Regions from separate parts of the Homo sapiens genome. Here region 2 is linked to region 1. Evidence: chromatin loops called from intact Hi-C (ENCODE). Cell type or tissue: CD4-positive, alpha-beta T cell. All regions are shown on one strand.

Region 1 (8,000 bases):
CCATTCCTGTGACTTTAAGACAATGCATATGTAAAGCCCATTTTTTTAATCCCCAGATTTTACCTTTTCTATCAAATTCAGACATGAATAACTGTCCACTTGTATGTCTAATAAACATTTTAAAAGTTAACATAATTAAATGGAACTCTTGACTTCACTTTCAAACCACTCCTAGCCCTGTGTTCCTCATTTCAGTTAAGTGACAGTATCATTCATCTGGTTGTTCTTGCTAAAAATGTAAAAGTCATGAGTTTTCCCTTTGTAGCATACATTTATTCCATCAACAAATCCTGTCAACTAAACCTTTAATATATATCCCAAATCTTACTACTTCTCACCACTTGTATCTTTATTTCAGTAGAGATAATAGTCATATTTCCTAGTATGGATGAAAATAGTCAAACTCTATAAAATATGTGAAGAGATTTATTCTGAGCCAAATATGAGTGACCATGGCCCATGACACAGCCCTCAGGAGGTCCTGAGAACATGTGCCCAGGATGGATGGGGTACAGCTTGCTTTTATATGTTTTAGGAAGGCATGACACATCAAATACATTTAAGAAATACATTGGTTTGGTTCAGAAAGGCAGGACAACTCAAAGCAGGGGCTTCCAGGCTATAGGTAAATTTAAACATTTTCTGTATGACAGTTGGTTGAGTTTATCTGAAGAGCTGGGATCAATAGAAAGGAAATGTCCAGGCCGGGTGTGGTGGCTCACACCTGTAATCCCAGCACTTTGGGAGGCCAAGGCAGGTGGATCACCCAAGGTCAGGAGTTCGAGACCAGCCTGGCCAACATGGTGAAACCCTGTCTCTACTAAAAATACAAAAATTAGCTGGGCATGGTGGTGGGTGCCTGTAACCCCAGCTACTTGGGAGGCTGAGGCACAAGAATCTTTTGAACCCAGGAGGCGAAAGTTGCAGTGAGCCGAGATTGCGTCATTGCACTCCTGCCTGGGTGACAGAGTGAGACTCTGTCTCAAAAAAAAGAAAGGTATGTTCAAGTTAAGATAAAGAATTGTGGAGACCAAGTTTTATTGTGCAGAGGAAGCTCTCTGATAGCAGACTTCAGAGACAGCAGGTTGTAAAATGTTTCCTATCAGACCTAAAAGGGTACCTGGCTCTTAGTTGATTATCTCCTGGATCCAGAAAGGAAGAAAGGAAAACAAAGGGGAAAGGGGATTCTCTATAGAATGTGGATTTTTCCCACAAGGGACTTTGCAGGGCAATTTCAAGGTATGGCAAGAAAATATATTTTGGGGTAAAACATTTTTATTTTCTTTCTAGTTATGCCAGAGTCAGATTGGAAAGTAAGTCGTAATATACAGGATTAAATAAAACCCATCTGATGAGAATTTATGGTTTGTGGGTCATGACTCCCCATACCCCTTAATAAGGAATTTAGGCCAGATAAAAAATCAGAGCTTAGTCTTTACTAGATATCTGCTGTATTTCTAACTGGACTTCCTTACTTCACTTTTGCCCCACTATATCTGTTTTCCATACAGCAGGCAACCAGTTCTTGTTAATACATAATAAATCCTGCACTACCACAAATTTCTAAAATCCAGTTTACTCAAAAGAAAATCCAAATTTCTTTCCATGACCTATACTTCCCTACATAATCTTACCTTTGCTTGTCTCCCTGGCCCTATTTCCTACATTTTCTCACCTCATTTATTCCACTCTAACCACATTTTTTATTCCTTAAAAAATGCCAAATTTGTTTTGTTCCAATTTCAAATGCCTGCACCTTCTTCCATCTGCTTGAAATAAACTTTCTCCAGATTTTCACATGACCTGCTCATTTACTTTATTACCAGTATCCGCCCAGGTGCAGTGGCTCATGCCTGTAATCCTAGCACTTCGGGAGGCCGAGGTGGGCAGATCACAAGGTCAGGCGTGCGGGACCAGCCTGGCCAATATGGTGAAACCCCGTCTCTACTAAAAATACAAAAATTAGCCAGGCATGATGGCACGTGCCTATAATCCCAGCTACTCAGTAGGCTGAGGCAGGAGAATCGCTTGAACCCCAGAGGCAGAGGTTGCAGTGAGCCAAGATCAAGTCACTGCACTCCACTCCGGATGACAAAGAAAGACTCCATCTCAAAAAAAAAAGAAAATTACCAGTATCCTTGGCAAGTCCATCTAAAATAGGATTCACTGCTTCCAACACTCTCTAGCCTTTTACTTTGCTTTACTTTGACTTTACTTTCATTTTACTTTGCTTTACTACAACAATATCTATCATGAAGGTTGATATCAAATGATAATTTAGCTGATACAATTTTTGTTGAGCCTCCAACTGTGAATGAGAAAATAAAGCCTAAAGTTCATAGTACAGCTAATGACCATTAGATATTTTCTCTGTGAAAGTTTGCTAATCAGCTGAATAATTTTTCTCCTATAGGAATAGCAATAATTATAGTGGCTCATATAAAATATGCTCATGTATTAACATCCATCTCTACTGTAAATATATAATGAGCTTTGTGTTAGTCTGCTTGCATTACTATAAAAGAATACCTGAGGCTGGGTAATCTATAAAGAAAAGGGGTTAAGTTGACTCATAGTTCTACAGGCTGTGCATGAAGCATAGTGCCAGCATCTGCTTCTGATGAGGGCTTCAGGAAGCTTACAATCATGGTGGAAGGCAAAGGGGCGACAGTGTGCCACATGGTGAGAGTAGGAGCAAGCGAGATGCCAGACTCTTAAACAACAAGCTCTTGTGTGAACGAACAGTGAGAACTCATTACTTCAGGAGGGATCTACCCACATGACCCAAACACCTCCAAATAATACAGGAATTATTAAGAAATAACTTTTAGGCCGCTAGAAAGGGTAAAGGTTCTCAGTGGAAATTTTCCTGTAATAAGAAGCAACCCCCAAACCATTTCTTTTCTAACAGAAAGGCAGCTTGAAAAACCAGGCCGGCAAGCTTTGATATGCAAATGCTGGCGATTAGAAACTGGGTCCACCCAACATGGCCAACAGGAAGAGTGCCACCCTCTCCTCCTCATCACTACATGTGCCAAGTGTCATGATTGCCTCCAGATAACATGGATATCATGGTGACCTGCATTTGCATATTAAAGGAGTAAGGTAGGAGTGCCAGGTTTTTCACGGGCTATGTGAATGACACGCCTGGTCAAACCAATCTCCTGGGCCCTATGCAAATTAGACACCTCCTCCTCCAGCCTCCTGCTATAACAAACTACTCTGCCACACACGGGGTTTCTCTCTGGGAGCCCCCCTCCCTCTGTCCCTGTACTGGGAAGCTTCTTCCTTCTTTCTTGCTTATTAAACTCTCCACTCCTTAAAACCACTCTACATGTGTCCATGTCGCTTTATCTAAAACGATGTTAGACCAAGGACCCTGCTGTTCTTCCATTCATCAGAGCAGTTATCATTTTGGTTGCATTGACCGGGAATTCATTCATCGGAGTGGTGACTATAGAGCGAGCCCCAACCTCAAATCTCTCCTTCAATTTCAAGGCTCTCTTCTTACTATCCTGTTGCAAAATTTTCCTTCTTTCTCTATCCACGGTCTCTTACTCTCTCTCTGTGAAAAGTGCAGGGAGTTTTACAGTTCAGTGAAACAGGTCTGCTAGGAAAGATGGCAAACGCAGCAGGCAGTAACTCAACAAGCCCGCTCTCTGTGGCTGCGCTGGTGAGCATATAGTATTTCTAAGCCAACAGCGCCACCTAGTGGAAGTAGAAATCCTCTTCAGGGGCCACATTTTTTACGGTAACACTGAACTTCCTTTTGCACCACCAGAAATCAGGCTCTAACCTACTTCTGTGAACCGGAAAGTTCTGCCTTCAGCAATTAGAAGTAATATGTCCTCGACCGGGCATGGTGGCTTACGCCTGTAATCCCAACACTTTGGGAGGCCAAAGCGGGTGGATCACGAGGTCAGGAGTTCGAGACCAGCCTGGCCAATATGGTGAAACCCCGTCTCTACTAAAAACACAAAAATTAGCTGGGCGTGGTGGTGCACACCTGCGGTCCCAGCTGCTCAGGAGGCTGAGGCTATTGAATTGCTTAAAACGGGGAAGCAGAGGTTGCAGTGAGCTGAGATTACGTCACTGCACTCCAGCCTGGGTGACAGTGAGACTCTGTCTCAAAAAGAAGTAATATGTCTGCTGCCACATTTTAGTCTTGATATTGTCCCATAAGCAGGAAAATGGCCATTCTGTTCCTACGCTCTTTTAAGACATCTAATCTGTTTCCTGTTAAAATGGTATAATTAGTAGGGAGATTTTAAGTTCAGAAGTTAACCAGAACCATTTTTCTGAGGGTAAATGGTTTGGCATGGGCCATAATAGCAGGCAGTCTAGCACATTGCCTCTGTTAAAGGAGCCTTGACCAAAAACAACACAGTCTCTCCAAAGATCAATTTTTCAGGGAGCCAGGTAGATCACATAGGCTTAGGAAGTCAAAGGGAATCACACAAGGCAGATAAGCTAAGGTTGCGTGGGTAAAGTGTGGTTAATCCCATTGAGAGGTGACAGCGTGCTAGCAGTCCTCACAGCTCTCGCTCGCTCTCGGCGCCTCCTCTGCCTGGGCTCCCACTTTGGCGGCACTTGAGGAGCCCTTCAGCCCACCGCTGCACTGTGGGAGCCCCTTTCTGGGCTGGCGAAGGCCGCAGCCCGCTCCCTCAGCTTGCAGGGAGGTGTGGAGGGAGACGCGCGAGCGGGAACCGGGGCTGCGCGCGGCGCTTGCGGGCCAGCTGGAGTTCCGGGGGGGCGTGGGCTTGGCGGCCCCGCACTCGGAGCAGCCGGCCGGCCCTGCCGGCCCGGGGCAGTGAGGGGCTTAGCACCCGGGCCAGCGGCTGCGGAGGGTGTACTGGGTCCCCCAGCAGTGCCAGCCCACCGGCGCTGCGCTCGATTTCTCACCGGGCCTTAGCTGCCTTCCCGCGGGGCAGGCCTTGGGACTGCAGCCCGCCATGCCTGAGCCTTCCCCCGCCTCCGTGGGTTCCTGTGCAGCCGGAGCCTCCCCGACGAGCGCCGCCCCCTGCTCCACGGCGCCCAGTCCCATCGACCGCCCAAGGGCTGAGGAGTGCAAGCGCATGGCGTGGGACTGCAGCGCCGGTGCGGGATCCACTGGGTGAAGCCAGCTGGGCTCCTGAGTCTGGTGAGGACGTGGAGAATTTATGTTTAGCTCAGGGATTGCAAATACACCAATGGACACTCTGTATCTAGCTCAAGGTTTGTAAACACACCAATCAGCACCCTGTGTCTAGCTCAGGGTTGTGAGCGCGCCAATCGACACTCTGTATCTAGCTGCTCTGGTGGGGCCTTGGAGAACCTTTGTGTGGATACTCTGTATCTAACTAATCTGATGGGGAGGAGGAGAACCTTTGTACCTAGCTCAGGGATTGTAAACGCACCAATCAGCGCCCTGTCAAAACAGACCACTCGCCTCTACCAATCAGCAGGATGTGGTTGGGGGGGGGCCAGATAAGAGAATAAAAGCAGGCTGCCCGAGTTGGTAGTAGTAACCCGCTCGGGTGTCTCTCTGCCTTGGTGGGGCTTTGTTCTTTCGCTCTTGGGGTCCATACTACTTTTGTGAATTACAGCACTCACCACGAAAGCTTGCGAGACCACGAGCCTACCGGGAGGAACGAACAACTCCCGACGCGCTGCCTTAAGAGCTGTAACAGTGACCGCAAAGGTCTGCAGCTTTACTCCTGAGCCCGCCAGACCATGAACCCACCAGAAAGAAAAAACTGAACACACCTGCACATCAAAAGGAACAAACTCCAGACGCGCCACCTTAAGAGCTGTAACACTCACCGTGAGGGTCTGCGGCTTCATTTTTGAAGTCAGTGAGACCAAGAACCCACCCATTCCGGACACACCATCACTTAGTTCATCCGCTCCCATGGCTTGGGGGACCATGCTTACAATCGTGGGTGGCACATTTAACAGGGTCCCAGGAACCAGGGAAGGAAAACAGGACACTCCACTGTGTTATTCTCCGTCGGGGGTCATAGGGAATCAAAGTAGATTAAAAGGACACTTTTATTGCTTTTCTTTCTAGATGGGTAACAGATTATCTTCAGTTTGTGCCCCTCTGGCGTGCACTCTGAAACACTGAAACTTTCTTAGCCTCAGGACATTAAAGAGAAGAGCAACTCATTTTATTTTGCACAAGGGCATGGTATTTTTACTGAAACTTTGCAAGCAGTGTAAGATCAACCCAGCTCTTTTAGGAATCATATCAGGCACGCTCACTGAAAATAATTCCCCAAAATTAGAAAAGCAACTTCCAGAGGAGCCATCTGAAGATCCCCCTTCTTTGGGGGCCCCTTCAAGTTCCCTTCTCGTTACAGCCCCTTAGGCCTGTAATAAAGGGAGACTTAGCCAATTTTCTCACAACCCTGATAGGTATATAAAAGCTTTCCAGGCTGGGCGCAGTGGCTCACGCCTGTAATCCCAACACTTTGGGAGGCTGAGGCGGGCAGATCACGAGGTCAAGAGATTGAGACCATCCTGGTCAACATGGTGAAACCCCGTCTCTACTAAAAATACAAAAATTAGTTGGGCGTTGTGGCATGTGCCTGTAATCTCAGCTACTTGGGAGGCTGAGGCAGGAGAATCGCTTGCACCCAGGATGTGGAGGTTGCAGTGAGCCAAGATCACGGCACTGAACTCCAGCCTAGCAATAGAGTGAGACTCCGTCTCAAAAAAAAAGCTTTCCAAAATTTAACTCAGGTATTTCACCTCAGATGGAAGGATGTTATGTTGCTCCTAAGTCAGACCCTCACTGCAGCTGAAAAGCAGGCAGCTCTGATTTCAGAGATTAGCAACATATCTCCTATAATACACCAAAAGGGAAGAAAGCAGATAAGGAAAGAGAAGAAATAGCAGAAATGCCATTCCCAATTGGGAGGAAAGCAGTTTCCCTTGACAACCCTAATTGGGACCCCAATAACTCAGGAGATGAAAAGGAAGCTCTTTTTTAAGTGTGCATTAGAGGGCCTACGGAAAACCAGGGCCAAACCTCTCAATTACTCTAAACTGTCCATGATAAACAGCCAGATGAGAATCTTGTAGCCTTTATGGAAAGGCTGAGAGAGGCACTAACAGAACACCCCTCCTTATCCCCTGATTCAGTCGAGGGACAGCTCATCCTAAAGGACAAGTTTATTAGACAGGCAGCTGCCAATATTAAAAGGAAACTACACAAGCAAGCTATAGGACCAGATAGCACCTTAGAGAACTTCCTGAAAGTGGCCACTTTGGTCTTTTGTAATAGGAACCAGGAGGAGGCCCAAAAGAAAGAGACAATGGTCAGAAGGACAGAGACTCTAGCAGCAGCTTTGCAGGCTTGCAAAGTCCAGGATCCCGGAGGTGCATCTGCTAGTTGCTATCAGTGTGGCAGGCCAGAGCATGTTAAGAAAGAATGCCCATACAGCAAGACAAAGCCACCTCAACCCTCTCCAGCCTGTGGCAGAGACAACAGGAGATGGAACTGCCCCCAGAGGTGGAGGTCACTGGGTTCAGAACCAGTCTTACTGATGATCCAGCAGAACTGGATCCCGGGGCTCAAACTCCAGCTCCAGCGGCTCAAACTGCCATTACAGCACAGGAGCTCTGAGTGATTCTGGAAATTAAAAGAAGGAAAGTAGACCTCTTTCTAAACACTCAGCCAGTCTCTCTTTTTTCTCCTCTCTAATCCAGGCCTCCCCTCTTCCCATAGCACAACCAGAAGGGGCATCTCAGGAAAAACTCTACTCCAGTATTTTTCTCAACCTTAGTTGACACGTGCTTCCAAGCCATTATCATGACAGCTCGCTAATCAGAAAAGCCTCCAAGTTAACCCTAGGAAATAATTTAACTGTTTACACCCCACATAATGTGGCAGGATTACTGTCCTCTAGGGGGAGCTCTTAGCCAACAAACCGCCAGTAAAGCAAGAAGTACATAAGGCAGGATAAGCAGTAGTCACTCTAAATAACGTCTCTCCCCAGGCACAAGCGCTCAATTAG
Region 2 (8,000 bases), 420 kb before region 1:
GGAATAAAAGTCAAAAACAAAACAACTTTTAGAAACTTAGACCCAAAACTTTTTGTATTATTTTTATTTTCTCTTTAGTCTTTACGTGACTATTAATCACTAGCCTATTGCCCATTTGTATTTCTTTTGTATTTTTTCTTGTAACACAGCAGGGACCCTGAAGTCATTAAACCAAAGTAAGATTTCCTTTATTTCCATCCAACAACTTTTTAAAGGAGATAAAGTGTTTGTGTTAGAGAATAGGAATGTTTAATCTTTTGTTAATAAATTATTACTTTATTCACACTAATTCATACGTGTTTATTTTTTTTCTTCACATCAATGTAGTAGTTACTTTTAACCATGACTTTATAATTCAAAGTAATCCAGTGTTTCATTTGAAAAAACCTTTCCCAAGTAGAAAACCTTCATTTTAAGATTTAGTTCTATGAACTATCAGCCCATGGGGAATATTAACATATTTAGTAGATTTGGGCAAATTAAGGTGGTGACAATTAAGAATGTGTTCTCATTTTCCAAGTAGGAAAGTTTTTCGTAAAGGGCAAGTGCATTTAAAGCATTCAGAGTTTGGTTTGGGATTTACCTTTTCTTGGGAAGTATATTAGTTATATCTTGCTGCATAAAAACCACTCCAAAATTTAGTGGCTTAAAACAACAATAATTAATTATCTCTGACTATTCTGTGGATTGGCAATCTGGGCGCTTCTTCGCTGTACTCACCGGGGAACATTCATGGGGCCACCTGCCGTCATTTGATGCCTCAACTAGGGCTGGGATGTTCCAAGGTGGAGGAGAATTCCTCAGTAGGTGAGACGGCCTCGTTACAGCATGGTGGTCTCAGGGTGTCAAAATGACAGAGCAGGAACTGCAAAGCCTCTCAAAAGCAAGTCTCTGGATCTCACACAATCTCACTCCTGTCACCTTTCATTGGTCAAAACAAATTATTTATTTTACAAGGCTCTGCCTTTGGTCCCACAGGCAGGAGGTCAGACTGCTGCATCAGGGCAGGCATAACTGGGGCCGCCTGTCCCTGTGGAGAATGACCCTTGGTGGCCTGGGCTGGCTGCAGGGGCTTTGCAGCCTCCACCCATACACCCAAGCTGGAAATGACTTAGGGGGCCAACAGGGACACTATAGGCCCTGCTGCATAGCGAGTGTCCTGCATGTGCACCTGTACATTCCTCCCCTCCCTGAGTTGTACGGGCTGCACTGTGCCTTTACCCTAAGTCCCTTCACAGTCAGTCCCTGGCTGTTGTCCCTTTGTGGTGGTCAGCAAGAGACGTGCAGTTTCAGTTCCATGCAGAGTGGGATGGCAACTTCAGGGAGGGGAGTTAGTTAGTCTAACTAATATCAGTTAGACGTTATTTTACTTATAAGTTCAACCCTGAATCAAGGGTGTGAAGAAATAGACTCCATCTCTTGATGGGGAGATGGAGAGAGAAGAAATGACACACTGCAAAGAGATGTGGATACAGGGAGGTATGATTTATTGACGATTATTATGATAGTGACCTATCACCAGTAGCCTTTAAGAGTCCTTCCAGGATTCATATAGATGCTTAATGGTCTTTCTTATATCAACTAAAGTAGGAATTCATTGCAATTGAGACACTTTCTGGTCTTTAAATATAAGAATATTCTAGAGACGGGCAAACTATTCTAGGTCAAAGTTTCCTCAAGTGGAAACTGTACGACTGGGTTTTATTCAATTTACCCATTTGTTTTTCTTTAGAAATATACAGCCTCTGCAGACACTGCTTCTGAATGAACGGGCTGGAGTTTCCTTGGGATCCTGAACTCATATTGGATTCTCTACCTACCATCTTGGACAATTCATGTAGGAAAACAAATCCTCATTTGTTCAAACAATAGATGAAAATTATTAAAGTTTTGACACATATTAAATGGCGGCCTTGTGTTTCAAAGAAAAGGAAAGAGATAGTTGAATCAGGGTAAAACAACCCACTCACAACCTTAGGCTAAGACACTCACACAGCTTGTCTTCTAGCAAACTGCGTATTTAATCTGCTAAGGCAATGGGGACCTTGTCTTGAGATAGAACTGCCACTCAGGGTCATATCTTTTGTTCTCCTCTAAACTCTACTCTAGTTGAAGTTTTCTAACAATCTGGGAACCCTTATCCCCCAATCCCTGCAGAATGGCTTAATCTAACACGTCGTAAAGAAGGAAACTTCTTGTCTTAACTTGGTTTAAAAAATCTTTCTAACGACACAATTTTCAAAGGCTTCATCAGTTTAAAAAGATTATTGTGCTGACTCCATTAGCAATATCTGGCAGCCGCTACTAGGCAGCAAAACCTACCATGACTACCACTATTATATATTTGCAGTTCTCTTACTTTTTGGTGTTTTTTTGAAAAAAATTTTTTAATTTTTGTAGGTACATAGTAGGTATATATATTTATGGGCTACATGAGATATTTTGATACAGGAATGCAATATGTAATAAACACAGGGTAAATAGGGTATCCATTACCCAAGCATTTATCCTTTGTGTTACAGACACTCCAGTGATATTCTTTTAGTTATTTATAATGTATAATTAATTATTTTTGACTATAGTCACCATGTTGTGTTAGAGAATACTAGGTCTTATTCATTCTTTATAATTATTCTTTTGTACCCATTAACCATCCTCACTCCCCCCCACCCACCCCACTACCCTTCCTAGCCTCTGGTAACCATCCTTCTACTCTATCTCCGTGAGTTCAGTTGTTTTAATTTTTACTTCCCACAAATAAGTGAGAACATGTGACGTTTATCTTTCTTTGCCTGGTTAATTTCACTTAACATAATGACCTCCAGTTCCAACCATGTTGTTGCAAATGACAGGATCTCATTCTTCTTTATGGTGTTCTCAAAGCCAAAATATCTTCAATTGTTTGGACCATACTAGAAGCAGGCACAAAGTCAGACAGCCTTCAACATTCAAACAGAAATGGACACCAACACTCTTCTGGCCCGTATTTGGGCTCACTTAGGAAGTTAAAATGAGATCTATAATCTCAATGTTTTTGTTTGAATAGCTGACCTAACAGTGGAAGAAGACAACATGATAGGCATATGTGTTCCAGGTAAGAGAAAGAAAAAAGCATCAATCATAGGAGTCCAAACTATTTGGAATTGCCAACTCTGGCACTAAACAGCAGATGGCGCCAAAGGACCTTAGTAGCAACCAAGAGATTTGCTGCCATCTCTCTTTCTGCTTTCTCCTCCATCTACCCAAGATTGCTAGGCCTCAAGGTCTGGAGTTAAGAGCATAGGTTCAGGAGTCTGACTGCCCACCTTCACAGTACCACATTTGCTACTTGGGTGACCTTAGATGACTGACTTAACTTGGTTTTCCTCTTTGCAGAATAGGAATGTTAAGAAAAACCCTACCTCCCAGGGTTATTGGTAAGATTAGAATAATTATTACATATCATCATAAGGAATAGTTCCTGCCATATAAGTTTAAAAAATGTTAGCTATTACTCACTGAAACGCATTCCTTTCTATATTTTAACATCTTCAGTGGCATCTAATCTTGATGCATTGCCACCTCTCCTTTAATCCCCACCTAGGCTCCGTGGGGAACTTCCTATGACAAATTGACTAGGAAAAAAATTCAGGTCTGATTTACAGATGGTTCTGATGATATGCTGGTACCTCCTAAAAGTGGATGACCACGGCATTATAGAATTCCCCAAGGGTGATCCTGAAAGGCAGTTAGGAAGAAATATCTTCTTAATGGTCAGAACTTTGAGCAGTGCACTTAGCTGTCCATTTTACCTGGAAGGAGAAAGGCCAGAAGTTATGGATCTAAGCTGATTCACGGGTAGTGGCGGATGGTTTGGCTCTATGTTCAGGGACTTAGGGAGGACTGACTATGAATTAGAGAAGAAGCATGTAGATCAATCTTTTGTAAGGGCACAGGTGTGGAGATATTCGTGTTCCATGTGAATGCTCACTAAATGTCATCTGTTATAGAGGTGGTGCTCAAAAGTCATCTTGGCAAGATGACCTTTTTTGTGAATGGCAACCAGCTGCTTTCCCAAGCCACTTCAGTGCTGCTCATTGGACCAATGAACAGGGTGATGATATTAGATCTCTTCCATCATGGATAAGGACAAGATTATTTTCCTCACTAGAATAGATACTTACTTGATATGGATTTGTCTTTCTTGTGCATGACATTTCTGCTGCCACTATGATTCTTGGATGTATTGAATTCTTATCCACCATGATGGTATCCTATGTAATACTGCTTCTGTACTACGAATTCATTGTACAGCAAAAAACCCAGGCAATATGTTCATACCCATGTTATTCAACAATCTTACGTATATCATTTCATCACTCAGAAGTAACTGGCCTGATAGAATTATGAAATAGTTTGTTGACAACTCAATTATGGCATCAGCTGAGTGACAATGCCATGAGGGGTTAGGGTTCTGTCCTATAAGATGTAGTGTCTGATCAGAATCAGTGACCAATATATGGTAGTTTCTCTCCCATAGTCAGAAAATATAGGTCTAGGAACAAACGGGTGGAAGGAGAAGTGGCTTTCTTCATTGTTATCTATTATCCACACACAAAATGTGTGCTTTTTGTTCCTGCAACTTTGGAAACTTTGATTTAGATTCTTAGTTCTCAAGGGATGAATACGTCTACCAGGGTACATAATTATGATTCCATTGAACTGGAAGTTGAGACATCACCTGATTATTTTGGGCTTCTTGTTTATTCTGTTGTCTCTACAGCATCCTTCAAGATCAGCTCATGAGGACTCTCCTTTCACAGTGGTGAAAGGCTAATTAAGCTGTTTTCTCAAGCAAAACAACTCTTTTTACACCTCATCTCTATCCTTATGTCATGTAGACAGTGCTGCAGTTCTTTTTTTCATAGCAAATTTTTCTTCTTGTTTTACTTCTATGTGGTTTTAATTGAAAAGCAGCCAAATGATAAATACACATATAAACATCCTGCCTCCTCTGTTATGTCTGATTAAGACTTAGTAAGAGGCCTCAGGGTCTCCACCTGTTAGTATGTTGTGGTTTGTCTTGTGTATCTTTGGAGACAGGAGAGATGTGTGGCTTGTATACGTTTGTTGGAAATAAACTGCTTCTGTTTTTGAAAATTGGAATTTGCTTTATTTATTGCTGAAAACTTATGCCTTTGAAATGAAAATATAAATTGCCTAAGTAATGTTCTGAAAACCAATTCTTACATAAGATAATTTCTCTTAAATGTCTAGCACAGTGCCATTCAAGCATTCAATAAACATTAGTTGAGTATCGTTTAAGTTATAGACATTGGAAATACAGAGTCACTCCCCTCAAAATCTAGCCTAGAAGAGTAAGTGGCCAGAAATAAATAAGTTAACAATTTCAGGCACCAGAGTAGCAGTAGCTGTGAGGTAAAATGGGGGCATAAGGGAGGTAAGTAGATATAGGCTTTCCCCCAGTCTTGGGCCCTATCAGAGCCCCAGCAGATGCCTGTGGCCTGCAGAGGCCTTAGCATGCCCAGATGAGGAAGGATTCAATAAGGAAAGAAAGAATCTGTTTGCAGACTTGGAGTCTCACTCTTTTTGCCCAGGCTGGAGTGCAGTGGCTCAATCTCAGCTTGCTGCAAACTCTGCCTCCCAGGTTCAAGCAATTCTCCTGCCTCAGCCTCCCGAGTAGCTGGGATTGCAGGCGCACACTACCATGCCTGACTAATTTTTGTATTTGTAGTAGAGACGGGGTTTCACCATGTTGGCCAGGCTGGTCTCCAACTCCTGACCTCAAGTGATCCACCCACCTTGGCTTCCCAAAGTGCTGAGATTATAGGCGTGAACCACCACGCCCGGCCACAGGCAGGACTTCAAAGTGCACCGAAGCTGCATGTGTAGGACAGATCACCTGTGTGGGAGCATGTGGCTTTGAACTCTGAGTACCAGCCAGAGATGGACAATCTTGGATCAGATGCCCAAATTCTGTTCCTCCTCTGTCTTCTGGCTTAAAGATAGAACTGTGGTGTCATTAACCTTGGATTCAATTACCTTAAGAATCTCCACTCACAAGAGCTCAAATTGCTTTGGAGTTGTTAATTACACCAGCTTCTGAACAGAGGTGGATTAATTGTGAAGCTAATGAAGTTTAAGCTTCAGGACCTAAATTTCCCTGCACCAGCTACTTCCAAGGTTCTGGGAGGGGCCCTGACACTGTGTTTGCAAGGGCACATGCTTCTGTAAACTTTGCAAAAGTAAACTATTTTCAATGCAGTTAGTTAAGATGACTCTTTCCACTCCAACCCCCTCTCTGCCATACTTCTCCTTGAACTGGAGAGGGCTGAAGTAGGACCATGGAATTTCATATTGGTAATTTTGTATTCTTTTACTTATAGAGGGTTCCTCGAACTGCACAAACTTTAGTCTCCTCCCTGGATCCATCCCTGGTTCTGATCATGACTACGATTTCCCCCAAGTTGCCATTTAGATTGTATTAATATTAAAATGAGATAAAACAGTCCTTATTATTAAAAGAATGTATTGTCTTTTTTAAGAAAAGAAGCAATTCAGTGAAATTATTATTATTATTATTTTTGAGACAGAGTCTCACTCTCACCCAGGCTGGAGTGCAGTGGCGCGATCTCGACTCAACTGCAACCTCCACCGTGCCAGGCTCAAGCAATTCTCCTGCTTCAGCCCCCCAAGTAGCTGGGACTACAGGCACATGCCACCATGCCTGGCTAGTTTTTGTATTTGTGGTAGAGATGGGGTTTGCCATCTTGGCTAGGCTGGTCTTGAACTCCTGACCTCAGGTGATCCACCCTCCTCGGCCTCTCAGAATGCTGGGATTACAGGCTTGAGCCACTGTGCCAGGCCCAGTGAAATTATTTCTTACCCAAGAAGGCAATTAAAGGAGCCTGTGCATGGAGCACTAAATCTGGGGATCAGATTTGCCAAAAAAATCAAGAAGAAACTGAAGAGGTTTAAAATGCATATATTGCTTTTTCATTAGTATAGGAATGGTGGAAGAATAAAAATAAAATCAAAGATGATGGATTGATTCACCTGGAGGAAAGGAGAGATGATTAAGATTAAGGGTCATGGATCAGGGACAGAGGGGAAGAAATGGGAAGATGACTGTCAGTAGAGACAGACATAAAAAGAAAAAGGAGATGAATGCACGTAGGTCCAGCTGCTTTCAAAAAGAGTTTTAAATCTAGATGCCAGTAAATCAGAAATAAATTGTGACTGGAAGCCAACAAAGTCCAATAGAAGAAGCAAGGCGAGATCTAAGAGAGCTGCTTGGAATGAATATGAAGAAGGAAGCCTGGATCCAGGAAACTACTGAGAAGCACCTTAATGCAAAAGATTCCATCTTCTTTTCAAGTATTCTTTCTATATTATATTCATCAGAATGGGCTAGCTTATGCTGCTGGAACAAGTTAACCCCCAAATCTCCACAGCTCACACACACACCATTTATTTATCACCATGTTACAAACCTGCTGTGGTTGGTGGAGGACTTGGCTCCACATAGTAACTCAGGGACCCAGGTTGACCTGGGCTCCACCATCTTGTAGATGCACCATCTGGAACATGTAGTTGCTAGGGCAGCGGAAGAGAGAGACTGGAGCATCTTACTTGGACTTTTCACTGCCTCCACATGGAAGTGACACACATGACATCCATTCACACTTTATTGGCCAGAACTTGTCATTGGGGATTTGGAAAATAAATATTTAATGAGTATTCCTGTGTATGCTGCCTCCTATCTGAATCTTGATAGTGATGCTGTCAGTTTTTTCTTGCCTTGGAGAGGCTTCTGAGGTGTAGTTTCATGCAGAAATTGGATGCAGTCTGAGCCTCCCCAGAGTGGGATTTGAATACATTTTGTATTTGATTGCTTTGACCGGTAGGGTCTCCAGTTTAGTCGGTGCTGAGGGTGATTACTCGAATTTTGTGTCTCCCTCCTTCCCTACCTCCAATGTCCCCTGAGGGTCATTAACTTT

What was found. Peaks named below come from ENCODE experiments on the same cell type or tissue, not always from the same donor. Only the 100,000 strongest peaks of a DNase experiment are listed, where the experiment ranks them.
Region 2: a loop joins it to region 1, with 14 times the contacts of the local background. A loop is called at or near these places in 105 of 110 quality-filtered maps.

What each region holds. Positions count from the first base shown.
Region 1 is chr12:7,635,153-7,643,152 of GRCh38, forward strand. No RefSeq gene overlaps it. Among named protein-coding and RNA genes, the nearest start is that of APOBEC1, 27 kb to the right of the region's middle. RefSeq lists an enhancer at 2,694-3,228 and silencers at 3,670-3,799, 4,881-4,980. In CD4-positive, alpha-beta T cell, CTCF peaks have their summits at 3,733 (motif pointing left) and 3,932; DNase peaks (open chromatin) are centred at 3,699, 4,079, 5,269, 5,639 and 1 weaker place; H3K4me3 peaks cover 2,027 bases; H3K27ac peaks cover 1,565 bases.
Region 2 is chr12:7,216,670-7,224,669 of GRCh38, forward strand. It overlaps a transcript of PEX5 not described here. Among named protein-coding and RNA genes, the nearest start is that of PEX5, 31 kb to the left of the region's middle. In CD4-positive, alpha-beta T cell, CTCF peaks have their summits at 3,157 (motif pointing right) and 3,357; a DNase peak (open chromatin) is centred at 3,192.